Regions from separate parts of the Homo sapiens genome. Here region 1 is linked to region 2. Evidence: chromatin contacts called from ENCODE Hi-C or POLR2A ChIA-PET data. All regions are on one chromosome and are shown on one strand. The core of a region is the stretch at or near the end of the contact, and the rest is flanking DNA. Distances in the headings are between cores, read along the strand shown.

Region 1 (7,104 bases), core at 1,105-3,604, 150 kb before region 2:
GCACCACCGTGAGAATCTGCGGAGCTTTCCAACTAGTTTACCTGTAGTTTGCAGCGACAGACGCCCTGAAAAGAAGGGGTGTGGGTGGGAAGAGTTGTGATTTGAGGTCCCCTGATCCGGGCACGATCTCTTTTCCCAGTCTCAGGAATCAGGGGACTCCATCTGTAAACACAGGCTCAAGCTATGTCCCCCAGCACCCTCTTTCAACCAGGCGCTACCCTCTGCTTCTCTTCCATAGACAGCCCAGAGCTGCCAGCATTCCCTTAGGATCTGTGCCCTCAGGCCTGGCTTAATTTTTTCCTCTCCAAAGAGCCATCTGTAGGGCCAGAGCCCGGCAAAGCCTAACTCATTACTGGATGTCAGTTCCTTTGCCTGACTTTCAGTGATTCCTACCTTAACCTGGGGTTTTATGTTTCTCGTCTCAACGCTAACATTTCTCATTCCTCCACGAGTTGAATTGCTCACTCCAGCCAACTGACGCATGCTTTTCTTGACAGTTAGCTTGAGGCACACGGTTGGTGCTTTAAAAAAAAAAGCATTATGTCAATTTCATTGATCAACAAAAGTGATGGCTCCACTGCAAAGCTGATAGTGCCTGGACCTCTGAGTTCAAGAGCCTTCTAGACAAAGGGCTCTGAGCTGAAACGTGAGCATGCACACATATGCCTCCCTCTCGGTCTGATGAGATAATTTGCATACTTGGTTGTTATCCTTGAGCATTTTCCTGCCTCATTAGTGCACGTGTAGCCAACACAATAATAATCATAGCTAATAACGGCTAAGGCTGAGGACTTTCCTTAGCCAGGTAGTCGCTTTAAAAACTTTAAAGTTTTCACTAGACTCTCATTGAATCATTTCTCTTTTTCAGATCAAGAAACTGAGACTTACTATCACATTCGGGATGAAGTTAAAACAAAAAAAGAAACTGGGGCTTAAAGCTGTCAAGTATTTCACAGCCAGCAAGTGGCTACGTTGGAACTTGAACCCAGGCAGTCTAGCCCTGGGATCCAGTGTTGACTACGCAAAACTAAAGTGTACATGTTTTCAACTACAGTTTAAGTGGGTGACATATTTTTCACTATATTTTATGTAGGTGACTTTCAGTTTGGGGGTATTCTACTTACACAATCTATTGAGCTGGATATTAACTGAGAACAAAAAGAAACTAATGAACTCCGAAAAACATAAAACATGAGCAACATGATGTCACCGCAAAAGACAAATCAGCACAGAGCCTTCTTGGGACTGTATTTTGCTGACCGTCCAGGAACGAGTTATCATCTGCCTGAACTCAGCAGTGCTCTGTTCCCTTGGGACACACACACACACACACACACACACACACACACACACACACAGAGAGAGAGAGAGAGAGAGAGAGAGAGAGAGAGAGAGAGAGAGAGAGAGAGTTAGTGGCTGTGCCGCCCTGAGCTTCCAGTCGGCGAGTGTGAGGAAGGAACCAGATGGGTCGGGCAGAAAGGTGCTGGGTCAAGGGAGGAGGGGGCAGCCGGGAGCGCGCGCACGCTCTGGACTCGTGCACCCGCCGAAACTGGTGCGCGCAGGGCCCGCCTGGTTGAGGGGTGAGGGGTGAGGGTGACGGGGGCAGGGTAGGGGCAGCCCTTTCCCAGGCGGTAGTGGGGGCAGTGGTTATGTTGCCCTTTGAAGCTGCGGCTTGACAGGAGCCGCGCCTCCTGTGGGTGGAGTCGGTTACAAAGGGAGCAGCCCCCCAGGCCGCCACACAGCTCCCGCCAAGGCCTCCGTGCCCTTGCCATTTTCCAGCCGCGCTCCCACAAGGGTCCAGGCGGCAGGCAGAGGCAGAGTCGCGAAAGCTCGGCTGGGCGGCCCCGCTGGGTAGTCGCGGCCGTGACAGCGGCTCCGGACAGGCTCCCCTTCCGCGCCCCTCCCGCCGTAGATGAGTGGAAGATGTCCGTGTCAGGGTTCAAGGCCAAAGGGAAGTTTCTGGGACTATCTTCCACAAGAACCAGGAGCCGCAGCCCCCGCTCACGCTCCACTGCAACATGACTGTGAGGCGCCCGGCGGCGGCCTCGCGGGGCAGGGCGAGGGCAGAGAGGGGGCGCCCGGAGTCCCAGGACAAAGGGGAGCCTTCCCCAGAGAGGCCCCAGTTCCCCGCCCCTTTCTCCCGCAACTGGCCCAGCCCCGGCCCGGGACTGCCGGAGGCTTGGGTGGGAGGAGAGGGGAGGGCGCGTCTCTCCGACTCCTCGCGTGGCGTAAGCTTGGGGGCTGTTGGCCCCTCTAGGCCCCCGTCGCCGCGCCCCGAGGTGGGAGCCCGCGACTGCCGGAGCCTTCTTGGGACCCATGGTCGCCCTCAGTCGGCCAGCCTGCTCCGGAGACCGCGACAGGGCGGTGCAGGGCGGCTCCGGCGTTTTTTGAGCCCAGGCGGGGAAGGGGAAAGACCTTTAAGATTTTCGGTATTTTGGCTGGGCGCAGTGGCTCACGCCTGTAATCCCTTTGGGAGGCAGAGGCGGGCGATCACCTGAGGTCAGGAGTTAGAGACCAGCCTGGCCAACATGGTGAAACTCCGTCTCTACTAAAATATACAAAACTTATCCAGGCGTGTTGGCAGGAGATTTAATCGCGGCTACTTGGGAGGCAGAGGCAGGAGAATCGTTTGAACCCGGGAGGCGGAGGTTGCAGTGAGCTGAGATCCAGCCGTTGCACTCAAACTTGGGGGATAAGAGGGAGACTTCTCTCAAAAAAAAAAAAATTCTTTTTTCTTTTGAGGGAGTCTCACTCTGTCACCCAGGCTGGAGTGCAGTGGCGCGATCTCGGCTCATTGCAGCCTATCTCTCTTGACAGTCCACTGGTTAAAGCGATTCTGCTGCCTCAGCCTCCCGAGTAGCTGTGATTACAGGCGCCCGCCACCACGCCTGGCTAACTTGTGTTTTTAGTAGAGACGGGGTTTCACCGTGTTGGCCAGGCTGGTCTCAAACTCCTGACCTCAAATGACCCACCTCTGCCTCCCAAAGTGCTGGGATTCCAGGTGTGAGCCACCGCGCCAGGACCCAAGGCCCTTAAGTTTTAACGCCTCATTCTTCAGTCAGGTTTTCCTTGCTCCCGCGTGTTCAGCCAATTGGTTTCAAGTTTGTGTTGAAGGAGAAACTAACAATGAAAACGGAGTCGTTGATGGAAGAAAAGTTGGAATGCAGCCTCTGGTGCTGTTTGAGTGATCCCTCTCCCCAGGGGCTGGCTGCGCACTGCTGTGTTCTGGAAAGGCGCATTGTATGGTAGATGCCGCAGGTAAGAGTCCTGTACAGGTGCTCTGCCCGCTTTTCCTTTCAGGCTTCTGTATCAGCTGTTTTTCCCTTGTAGAATGTGCCCCTGACCTGTGCCCCTGACCTCCACCCTTTAACCCTACCCAACTCGTCTTTACACGTCTGACCATCAAGGCTCTTCTGGGTCATATTGAGTTCATGCTGATATTTTCCCTTCCTCCCCTCTTCAGTCCTTACTATTTTTGTTTTGGTCACGTTATGCTATATTCTGTAAGCCTTTAAGAAATTCTTTTATGGTGGCAGGGGAGAATATTTTGTAATTATGCTTTGTGCTTTTTATCTTCCACTCAATAAGTGCTTGGTAAATATTTGTTTTATTGAGTATATGACCCTATTCTAGCTATATTGTGCTTGAACAAAAATCTTAACTGCCCTGTAAGTTAACTGCTAAGAATTTGTCAAAAGTGCAGAGATGACATCCAGAACTTGTCATGGATAGTGCAAAAAGGTCTCTAAGGGCTTGATGGAGGTGTGTAAATGGACTTCATGTGAAAGAGTGTAAGAAGCGAAAATGTGAAGCATGACTGGAGAGCCGGAGAGATAAAGCAAGGGTCTCTTTCTCCAGATCCTTTGTAACAGTGTCATGTGACCTCTTCTTGAAGATCGTTCTGAAAGATAATGCCACCCTGGAACCTAGGAAATCACCCAGTGGGTTTCTGCAGGTTAGGTGCTTCAAATCCTCATCAGCACCTTTGTTTTCTCTGCCTCTGTTTGCTCACAACGATGTTCTCAGTAGCTGTAATTGCTGTCTTTGAATACTTAAGCATTTTTTTTAGATCACAGGGGTATATGTGCATTTTTATTTTACGAAGTGTTAGAATTTTTACTCCGCTTTTGTGGGCTCTGCGTTAGCTACTTGGTTGTTTAGTTGTAAAATGATTAGCAGGGAAAACTGTGTGTGTGTCTGTGTGTGTGTGTATTTTAAGGTTCTCTTGTTGTCAGAGCACTTAGAATTTTATTTTATATGGTAATTCTGTCAGTTTACTTTATTCTCCAGCCCACATTTATTGAACAGCAAAGTATGAAAGTGATGTGTCCCATAACCAGCCTTCAGAGGAATTACAACTGCTGTATGTCTGAACTTAGAATTACAACTGCTGTATGTCTGAACTTAGAATTACAACTGCTGTATGTCTGAACTTTATTTTCTTTTCCTTTTTTTTTTTTTTTTTTTTTTTTTTGAGTTGGAGTCTCACTCTGTCACCCAGGCTGGAGTGCAGTGGTGTGATCTCGTCACACTGCAACCTCCGCCACTCCGGTTCAAGTGATTCTCCTGCCTCAGCCTCCTGAGTAGCTGGGATTATAGACACCTGCCACACCACCCGGCTAATTTTTGCAGTTTTAGTAGAAACAGGTTTCACCATCTTGGCTAGGCTGATCTCGAACTCCTGACCTCGTGATCCACCTGCCTCAGCCTCCTAAAATGCTGGGATTACAGGCATGAGCCACCATGCCTGGCTGAACGTTCAAGAAGAAGTTTGTGCATCAATTTTTTAAAAATTGTGATGTCAAAAGATAGCTGTGTCCTACACTTGGAAAGATACAAAAACTGCACATTCTGGCAGGTAGTTTTGCTTGCTGGTGCTTGAGATAGAGCCATACATTGATCTCAGTGGATTTATGGAGAAAAATAGATAGAGAAAGTTATTTCTAAATAAGACCAAAAAGTCCTTTTCTTAAGCAGTGACAGGTAAAGAGGTTGTCTTGGTTAACCTTGAAATGTGTTGCCCTTGATTAAGACAGTTTTATGGTGGGGATGGTAGTGGTGATAAACTTGTTTGAAATTTGTCCACTTATAGTAACCTTTGTGGTAGCTGTCACAGACAACTTCATCCTCACAGGCCTTAAAATTACTATAAAATTAATAGAATAGAGGAGAAACAAAGGACCTGAATAATTAGATGCTTAGATAATGGTAATGTGTTTTCATAACCGGTGAAGAAGAGCAGTGTTAGAAGCCTTTAAACATTCTATGTAAGGAACACTGCCTGAATTTATATTGCAATTTTTGAGCACCATTCATTGTTTAAAAACTGGTATATTGTAGGTCATATTTTAAAGACAAATAGAAAACTTTTTTCCAGATGGATATAAAGCTTAACCTTAACAAAATTACAAAATTTAAAGCATATGATTGAAAAATATTAATGCATAGGTTTAAATATTGGTCGTCATTTTAGATGTCTTTCAAAATAGATTGTCTCTTAAACTGAACAAACTTTGAACATGTTGTAGCATTTGTGCTGAAGGTTAAGTTTCCTGAGGAGGTGGATATTTTATAATATGGATAACAAAGCCTTATTTTAAGAAATTTAGAAAATGTTTAGGCAAAACTAGAAAATGTTACCGATAATTCTCCCACTCAGAAGGTACCACTATCAGAATTTTGTATTTTTCCAGTCATCTGCTCATCTCTTTTCTCCTGTGCTTGTATGTGTTCCCTCTCCCTTGAAAAATCAGATTTTTTTGTAATCTGCTTTTTCACTCAACAATATTGTAGATCCACATCATAACTTACTCCTCTACAGTGGCTTCAGTTATTGTGTGTTTTCTGTTGGATGACTATACCATCTAGTCCATCATGTTTCCTGGTACTAAATACATAGGGGTGTGTGTGTGTGTGTATTTTTTTCTACCTTAACTAATGCTTTAGACGTCATTAGGTAGAGCTAAATCCTTGAAACCTTCCAAGTGGTGGCTTTCAGTTCTCATTGCTGAATTGGTTTCTAGAGATGGAACAAATTATATTGTATGGAACCTTTTTTTGTTTTTGAGATGAAGTCTTGCTCTTGTCACTCAGGCTGGAGTGCAATGGCATGATCTTGGCTCACTGCAACCTCTCCCTCCTGGGTTCAAGCAATTCTCCTGCCTCAGCCTCCCAAGTAGCTGGGATTACACGTGCCTGCCACCACGCCTGGCTAATTTTTGTATTTTTAGTAGAGACGGGGTTTCACCATGTTGGCCAGGCTGGTCTCAAACTCCTGACGTCAGGTGATCCACCCGCCTCGGCCTCCCAAAGTGCTGGGATTACAGGCATGAGCCACCATGCCTGGCCTTTTTTTCTTCTAGGTACCAGCTTTTATTTATCAGTTTGGTAAAAATGTTAGAAAGTGTGCAATAAAATGGGCATTCTCACAGTTGTGGCACAAAGTATAATTATCTTTGACTTTCTAGGAAGCAGTTTGGCTTTGTAGAAACTTGCCTAACCTCTCCCCTTTGAGGCAAGATGAATTCTGACTATCCCAAGGTGGCCAACCTTGTCCCTGTGATTCCAGATCTCCCAGAAAAAGAGGTCTAGTCTCAGAGAAAACCCAGATTTTCTTGGCTTAGCCCACCTTGACAGCTAAGCACTGGAAATGGGGTGGGCTGGTAGAGTCCTTTGGTCAGATTTTGTGTCAAGACAGGGAGGTGGAAAGATGGGAGGGAGGTAGCAAAACTGGCCTGAATGGAACTCTGTAAGTTAAAATGGCAAAGGGATGTTCCTTCCAAGGAAGAAATTCTAGGGAAGGCAGGAAAGTGGAGGGGAAGGCAGCAGTTCTCAAAGTTTTGGAATCAGGACTCCTTTACATTCTTAAAAATATATTGAGGGCCCAAGGAGCTTTGGTTTATGTAGGTTATATCTACTGGTATTTATCATTAGAAATTAAATCAGAAATATTTAAACTATTCTTTAAAAGCTCACCACGTATTGTTATAAATGTTTTTATGAAAAAATTTCTAAACCCAAAGTAGCACAATCTTATATTTTTTGCAAATTTCCTTGATGTCTGGTATGTCATTTTCATCTGCATTCAATTTATTGTGTGATATT
Region 2 (7,131 bases), core at 4,632-7,131:
CACCGTGCCTTGCTAATTTTTCTATCTTTTGTAGAAAAGGGGTCTCACTATGTTGCCCAGGCTGGTCTGAAACTCCTGGGCTCAGGTGATGTGTCTGCCTCAGCCTTACAAAATGCTAGGATTACAGGCATGAGCCACGACGCCAGGCCTGTTCTTTTTTTTTTAATAGTCATTGCAAATATCATGAAATGTATTGTTACAGGAAGTTCCTTTGCCCTCCCAAAAGCCACTCCACTTCTATCTAAGGAAAATGGCCCAGTCCTCTCCTAAGTCCACACAGGGGAGGTGATAGCATTGCTTTCATGCAAATTACATAATGCAAAATGTTTTAAATCTTAGCCTTAATAACTTTGTATTTTGTTTTTGTTTTGTTTTTACTCTTTTTTGAGACAGGGTCTCACTCTGTCACCCAGGCTGGAATGCAGTGAGGCGATCTCAGCTCACTGCAACCTCCAGCTCCCCAGCTCAAGTAATCCTCCCACCTTAGCCTCCCGAGTAGCTGAGACCACAGAAGTGCACCACCCTGCTTGGCTAGTTTTTTGTATTTTTGGTAAAGATGGGTTTTCACCATATTGCCTATGCTGGTCTCAAATTCCTGAGCTCAAGTGATCAGCCTGCCTTGGCCTCCCAAAGTGCTGGGATTACAGGCATGAGCCACTGCGTCTGGCCTATTTTGTTTTATTTTGAATGAGCCATTGTGGCCACACTTTTTGTCCCTAAACTTGAGGTGTATGAAGGCTTTTGGTCTCCCTGGGATTGGATGGAGGTGTGAAAGTAGCAAGGGGTTACCTGTACACTGACTTGAGACCAGTTCAATAAAAGTGCACATTAAAAAAATACAATATTAAAGTCATAAAAGTAAAATTATGTGTAACTATGCATGTATGAATTGCCTTAATTGAAAAAAAATGAAATTATAAAATTATTGGAACTATCTTGGAAAACACAAGATGTACAGAAACCTGCCCTCCTTTAAATAAGAGATAAAAGAAAGCTATGGAATCGTCTCTAAGAACCTTTAAGAAATTGTCTTAATCTTCTCAGGCTGCTGTAATAAGATGCCATCAACTGGGTGGCTTAAACAACAGAAATTTATTTATCACAGTTCTAGGGGCTGGGAAGTCCAAGATCAAGATGCCTGCAGATTCGTTGTCTGGTGAGAGCCAACTTTCTGATATGTAGACAGCTGTCTTCTCACTGTGTGCTCACATGTCGTTTCCTCCATATGTACTCATGGAAAGAAAGATCTCTTTCTTTCTTTCTTTCTCTCTCTCTCTCTCTCTCTCCCTCCCTCCCTCTCTCCCTCTCTCCCTCTCCCTCTCTCTCTTCTTTTAAGGGCACTAATCCCATCATAAGGGTCCTACCCTCATGATCTAATCTAGACCCAATTATCTCCCAAAGACTCCACCTTCAAATAGCCATCACATTGGGGTCTAGGGCTTCAACATATGAACTGGGGGAAGAGAGACACAAACATTCAGTTCATAACAGAAATAAATCTTGTCCTAGTGTGGTGGCTCACACCTGTAATCCTAGCACTTTGGGAGGCTGAGGCAGAAGGACTGCTTGAGACCAGGAGTTCCAGACCAGTCTGGTCAACATAGTGAGACCCTATCTCTATTAAAAAGAAATGAAAATAAGATTAATAAAATTAAAAATTTAAAAAGGACGGGCCACCAGTAGTGGCTCACACCTGTAATCCCAGCACTTTGGGAGGCTGAGGCAGAATGATTGCTTGAGCCCAGGAGTTTAAGACGAACAAAGCAAGACCCTGCCTCTATTTAAAAGAAGAAGGAGGAGGAGAAGGAGGTGGGGGGAGGAGAAGGAGATGGGAGGGGGAGGAGAGGGGGAGAAGGAGAAGGAAGAGGAGATGGGGGAAGAGGAGTAGGAGAGGTAGGAAGTGGGGGAAGAGAAGGAGGAGGAAGGGAAGGGGAGAAGAGGAAGAGGAGGAGGGGAGGAGGGGAGGAGAGGGAGGATGAGGAGGAGGAAGAGGAGGAGGGGAGGAGAGGGAGGATGAGGAGGAGAAGAGGAGGAAAAGGAGGAGGAGAGAAAGGAGAGAGGGGACGGAGAGGAGGAGGAGGAGAAGAAGAAAAGACGGAAGAAGGAAGAAGAGGAGGGAGGGGGAGGGGGAGGAGGAGAAGGGAAGTGAGGAAGGAGAGGAGGGGAGGAGAGGGAGGATGAGGAGAAGAGGAGGAAAAGGAGGAGGGGGAAAGGAGGAGGGAGGGGATGAAGAGGAGGAGGAGAAGAAAGAAGGAAGAAGGAAGAAGAGGGAGGGGGAAGGGGAGGAGGAGAAGGGAAAGGAGGAGGAAGAAGGGGAGGAGGAGGTGAAGGAGGAAGAGAAGAAGAAAAAGAAGAAAAGAATGCTGAGAATGCTGACTGCCTTCTTTGAGGCTATAAAACATGGGAGGTTGGGAGGGAGTCTAGACAGAAGTAACTTCTGGCTTCTGTCTGGTTCCCCCTTCCAACAGAAGATTAATGGTATCCAATAATCCAGAATTCCATTGATATGTCATTGTCTCCAGTACTCCCAGGTAATGGTGACTGATACAGATACAGGGGTCAGGTGGAGGAGAAACCTGTCTAGCCTGGTGGATATTTTCAAGGGAGTGACAGATGCTACCAGAGATGATCAATTTCTCAACGTTATTCTTTACAACTGGGTTGCCCCTTCTCAGACTGCCTGCAGAAAGGCCATCATAATAGTTTGGTGAGGGGCTAGAAAAAGGGGAAATGTGGATGCTTTCATGACTCATTCATAGAAATGAACTTCTTAGTTCATCCTGGATGACTGACACCGGCAAATATTTGATTATCAAAACTCTACCCCTGTAGTTGGGTTTTCATAGTATTTATTGCTCTTGAAGAGCACCAAAAATTTTCATTCTGAATTTGATGTATTTTGAGATGACTGTTCAGAAAGCCTGCAAAGCTGTCTTTTGTGGGGGAGATCTGCATCTGCAGAGAATCTGCATCGATGCAGAAAGGCTTTCTCTGGTGCTCTCCCTTGTCCAGATTTAGGAAAGATTAACTGAGAGTCTGACATCTTAAAAGGTCTAACAGAAACCTTTACCACCTATTCCTTCTAAAGGCTACTGTCTGTGAGATTTCATTTGTTCACCAAGACCGTCTTTGCTGGCCAGGCCTCTTCTTCTCCCCCTCCCATAACCTGTCTTGCCACCATAACCTGTTTTGCCCAGATGCAAGCTCTCATTCTTTCTGTAACCTCAAGGTGGTATAAAAGCAACCATTGGGCATTTCTTTGAGTTTTTATATTTTGTATGACTCCCACACACATGCGTGCATCAAATAAAATTTGTAGGAGACCGGACCCAGTGGCTCACACCTGTAATCCCAGCACTTTGGGAGGCCGAGGCGGGCGGATCACCTGAGGTCAGGAGTTCAAGACCAGCCTGCCTAACATGGCGAAACTCTGTCTCTACTAGAAATACCAAAAAAAAAAAAAAAAAATTAGCCAGGCATGGCGACGTGCACCTGCAGTCCCAGCTACTCAGGAGGCTGAGGCAGGAGAATCGCGTGACCCGGGAAGTGGAGGTTGCAGTGAGCTGAGATCGTGCCACTGCACTCCAGCCTGAGCGACAGAGCGAGACTCCGTCTCAAAAAAAAAAAAAAAAAAAAAAATGCGTAGGCCTCTTTTCCCTTTAATCTATGTAATCAGTTTGTTTTATAGACTCAAATTATCAAACATTCAAGGGAAAAATTTAAACTTCCCTACACTCTCATCTTTCCCTGTCTCCCACCTTATGAACATTATCTTAGTCCTTAAACCTCCTTCTAGGCTGGGCGTGGTGGCTCACGCCTGTAATCCCAGCACTTTGGCAGAGGCAAGTGGATCACCTGAGGTCATGAGTTCGAAACCAGCCTGGCCAACATGGTGAAACCCCATCTCTACTAAAAATACAAAAAAAAAAAAAAAAAAAATTAGCCAGGCATGGTGGCAGGCACCTGTAATCCCAGCTGCTCAGGTGGCTGAGGCAGGAGAATCGCTTGACCCGGGAGGCGGAGGATACAGTGAACCGAGATTGTGCCATTGCACTCCAGCCTGTGCAACAAAAGTGAAACTCCATCTCAAAAAGAAAAAAAAAAAACCGCCAGGTGCGGTGGCTCACGCCTGTAATCCCAGCACTTTGGGAGGCTGAGGCGAGTGGATCATGAGGTGAGGAGTTCGAGACCAGCCTAACCAATATGATGAAACCCCGTCTCTACTAAAAATACAAAAATTAGCCGGGTGTGGTGGTGCCCGCCTATAATCCTAGCTACTCAGGAGGCTGAGGCAGGAGAATTGCTTGGAGCCGGGAGACGGAGGTTGCAGCGAGCTGAGATCACGCCATTGCACTCCAGCCTGGGCAACAGAGCAAGAGCGCGACTCCGTCCCAAAACAACAACAACAAAAGACAAACACACACACACACACACACACACACACACACACACACACACACACAAACTTCTCCCCAAAGGCAAGGCAAGGGAGACTAATACATGCAGTTGTACTTTCTCGGTTCTGGTGAGAAAGCTGAAATCATCTGCTTAAAAAAAAAAGGTTTGGGTTGTACATGGCGGCTCACTACCTGTAGTCCCAACAGTTTGGAAGGCCGAGGTGGGAGGCTCACTTGAGGCTAGGAGTTCGAGACCAGCCTGGGCAATATAGCGAGACCCTATCTATACAAAAATAAAATGTGGAAATGATGTATTTGTGTTGGGACCTCTGTGTTATATACAAAAACATCCCAGTGCAGCTCCTTGGTCTCAGTAGGATGCATGAGCCTTCAACCCTCTCAGCCTGGGCTCAGAAAATTTCCTGGAGCAGATTAATTTGGAGTTTGGTTTAAAGGAGAAGCCAGTGGCGGCAAACACTCTTGGTTATGAGAGGTCTCTTTTTCTTTCACTTTCTTCCTTCAGCTCCCCTAACTGCCATGCAATGGGCAGAAGACATAAAGTGAACTTAAGGCGTATTCTTTCCTCAAGCAATGAGACTCTTACCCCTTTTGTCATGGCAATGGATCTCAGAGTCCACTTAATTCCCTGGTCCCTGATCTCAAACGATGGCCTGAGGCTAAACAATTTGTTTTCTAGGGTAGCTTGGAGCTTGTGGGTGAGGGGAATTACTACTGTGTCCTCTGCGTTCACCCAGAGAGTGACAGAGATCAGGAACCACTGCCTCTCCCCTGCCAGACCTTGTCGGGCTCATGGGAAGCACATGCGTCAGTGTACTAGGGATTCCTGGCGCCTCAAGGGTTCAAGCAACCCTCACACCAGTAAAGGCGGCCCTGCCTAGCACAGGCAGGACGCGGAGGTGGAGAGTTGCGGGGCGCCATGCAGCCGCCAGAGGACGCAAGTGCCTCAAGTCCCCGCGCGATGGCGCCCCACGGACCGGGAAGGAAAGGTGGTCCGCCTGCGAGGAGGCGCGGACCGGGCCAAGGAGCCCATAGGAAGAGCGGGGCGCCGCCTCACCCGCGAGCTGCCGGCCTCTGCATCCGGCCCACCTGTCCCTCCCTGCCTACCAACCCAAGAGCCTCACCCCGATCTGCGCTTGCTGGGTGACCTCGACGCCCGGGCGGGGACAGAGGGCGCTCTGAGCTCTGCGCTCAGCTCCCAGACCCACTCCCACTCCGAGGCGGAGGCCAGGTCTTCAGAGAGGAACGACGGAGGCGCAGAAGCCCAGGGGCAGCCCGCTCCAGCCCTGGCAGCCGCGGAACAATGGCCCGAGCGGCTGCGGGCGCCGCGGCGGGCGCGGAGGAGCAGGGGCGCCAGGGCGCTGGAAGCCCCGCCCCTCGGCCGGCGCCCTGACAACGCGGGCGGGCTGGGCTGCGCCGCCTGCTCCCCGCCCCTCGGCCGCCTGCACCGGGCGGGGCCCGGGCCAGAGCGCCGCCGCCGCCGCTGCTGCAGCAGCAGCTGCTCTGCAGAGTGGTGGCCGGGGCCAGGGCCGGGGTGCCCTCCCTCCCACCTTCTCCCGCCATGAGCCAGGGAAGTCCGGGGGACTGGGCCCCCCTAGATCCCACCCCCGGACCCCCAGCATCCCCCAACCCCTTCGTGCATGAGTTACATCTCTCTCGCCTCCAGAGGGTTAAGGTAATGTGTGGGGAGCGGGCGTCGGAAGGACCCGTGAGGATAGGAAAATGGGGCCATTTGAGCCCTGGCAAAGGTGGGCTTGGGGATCCACGAGAAGGAGATGGCTGAGAGGCTTGCGGAGCGGGAGTCCGGGGGTGCGCACGTGGGGGCGGCCGCGGTTGGGCAAGGAGTCCTGGAGAGGACGCTGCGGGCTTGGGCGATAGACAAGCTCGAAGATGTGGAAAAACTGAGTAGGTGGGGATGGAGGGCTGCAGGGGACCCTGGGGTTGGAGAGATGAAGGACGCTGGGGAATGCGGATTACATTCTGCAGAGCCTGATGGCTAGGATGGAGTTAGAGTCTACGGGAAGCCGGGGGTGGGGGCGGGGGCGGGGGCGTGCCGAGTATTCCTCCGAGGCATGACTTAGAGGGAAGACGTTTCTGGGCCGGGAGCCTGCGACCCTGTGCCCTTCCTACACTCCCTCTTCCCACTCCCTCCAACCCCCCTCCACCCCGCACTGCAGCACCTCCCGGTGGGGGCAGGGAGGCTGAGAGGGAGGTTGGCTACAGGAAGTGGAGGGCCGCGCCAGCCTAGGGGAGCTGGGAGGTGGTGTGGGGAGGGAGTGTCCAAGGTTTCTGCTGTCATCACCTCCCCGGAGGCAGGCTCCAGGGGCTAGGTTTGCTTACCTGCTTCTTCCCCAAGGCAGCCTATGGAGTCATCCTGGCTCCTGGCAGCCTCTCTCCCTTGCAGAGTGGGGCCGAGCTCTTGTCTCCCATATCCCCCGGTACTCTAAGATTGCTGTTGAGCAGTGTCAGAAAATGACCTCGGGTCTGAAAACTGGACCTCTGGCTGTTTACAGCCCTCTGCCTCCTAGGCCCAAAGTGGAAAGATCTGTGCACCTGGTTTCTGTTGGGCATAGGAGCTATTTATGGAATAAGATGTGGGGGAGGAGGACCTGTCTCTAACCTACTGTACATCAAGCACAGCGCCCTGCACTTTCGCATGCATTCTTATTAAATCCTCTAAGTGCTAGATGCTTTTTATGGCTTTCGGTTTTATAAA

Evidence for each region. A loop is a pair of places that touch in the nucleus more often than their neighbours do. ChIA-PET counts read pairs that join two places held with the same protein, here RNA polymerase II (POLR2A). Pooled maps may share reads with other maps.
Region 1: a pooled map shows a loop between it and region 2 (9-fold over the local background). The contact joins the enhancer-like site here to the promoter of LPCAT4 in region 2. A Hi-C loop is called at or near these places in 2 of 37 single-sample maps with no recorded cell type and 7 of 50 pooled maps. POLR2A ChIA-PET finds 5 or more read pairs at or near these places in 6 of 52 experiments (HEK293, HEK293T, activated CD4-positive, alpha-beta memory T cell and 3 more).

What each region holds. Positions count from the first base shown.
Region 1 is chr15:34,509,586-34,516,689 of GRCh38, reverse strand. No RefSeq gene overlaps it. Among named protein-coding and RNA genes, the nearest start is that of MIR1233-2, 15 kb to the left of the region's middle. RefSeq lists silencers at 1,439-1,668, 2,099-2,338. Within about 2 kb of position 2,354, at least 15 of the 41 ENCODE cell types and tissues checked have a DNase peak (open chromatin) inside an H3K27ac peak, as active enhancers do.
Region 2 is chr15:34,365,946-34,373,076 of GRCh38, reverse strand. It overlaps LPCAT4 (lysophosphatidylcholine acyltransferase 4), which reads left to right and starts at 5,881. Exons shown (of 14, transcript NM_153613.3): 1 at 5,881-6,090. The coding sequence starts at 5,977. RefSeq lists enhancers at 3,322-3,381, 4,837-5,126, 4,726-5,721 and silencers at 5,497-5,546, 5,677-6,136, 6,257-6,306, 6,387-6,476.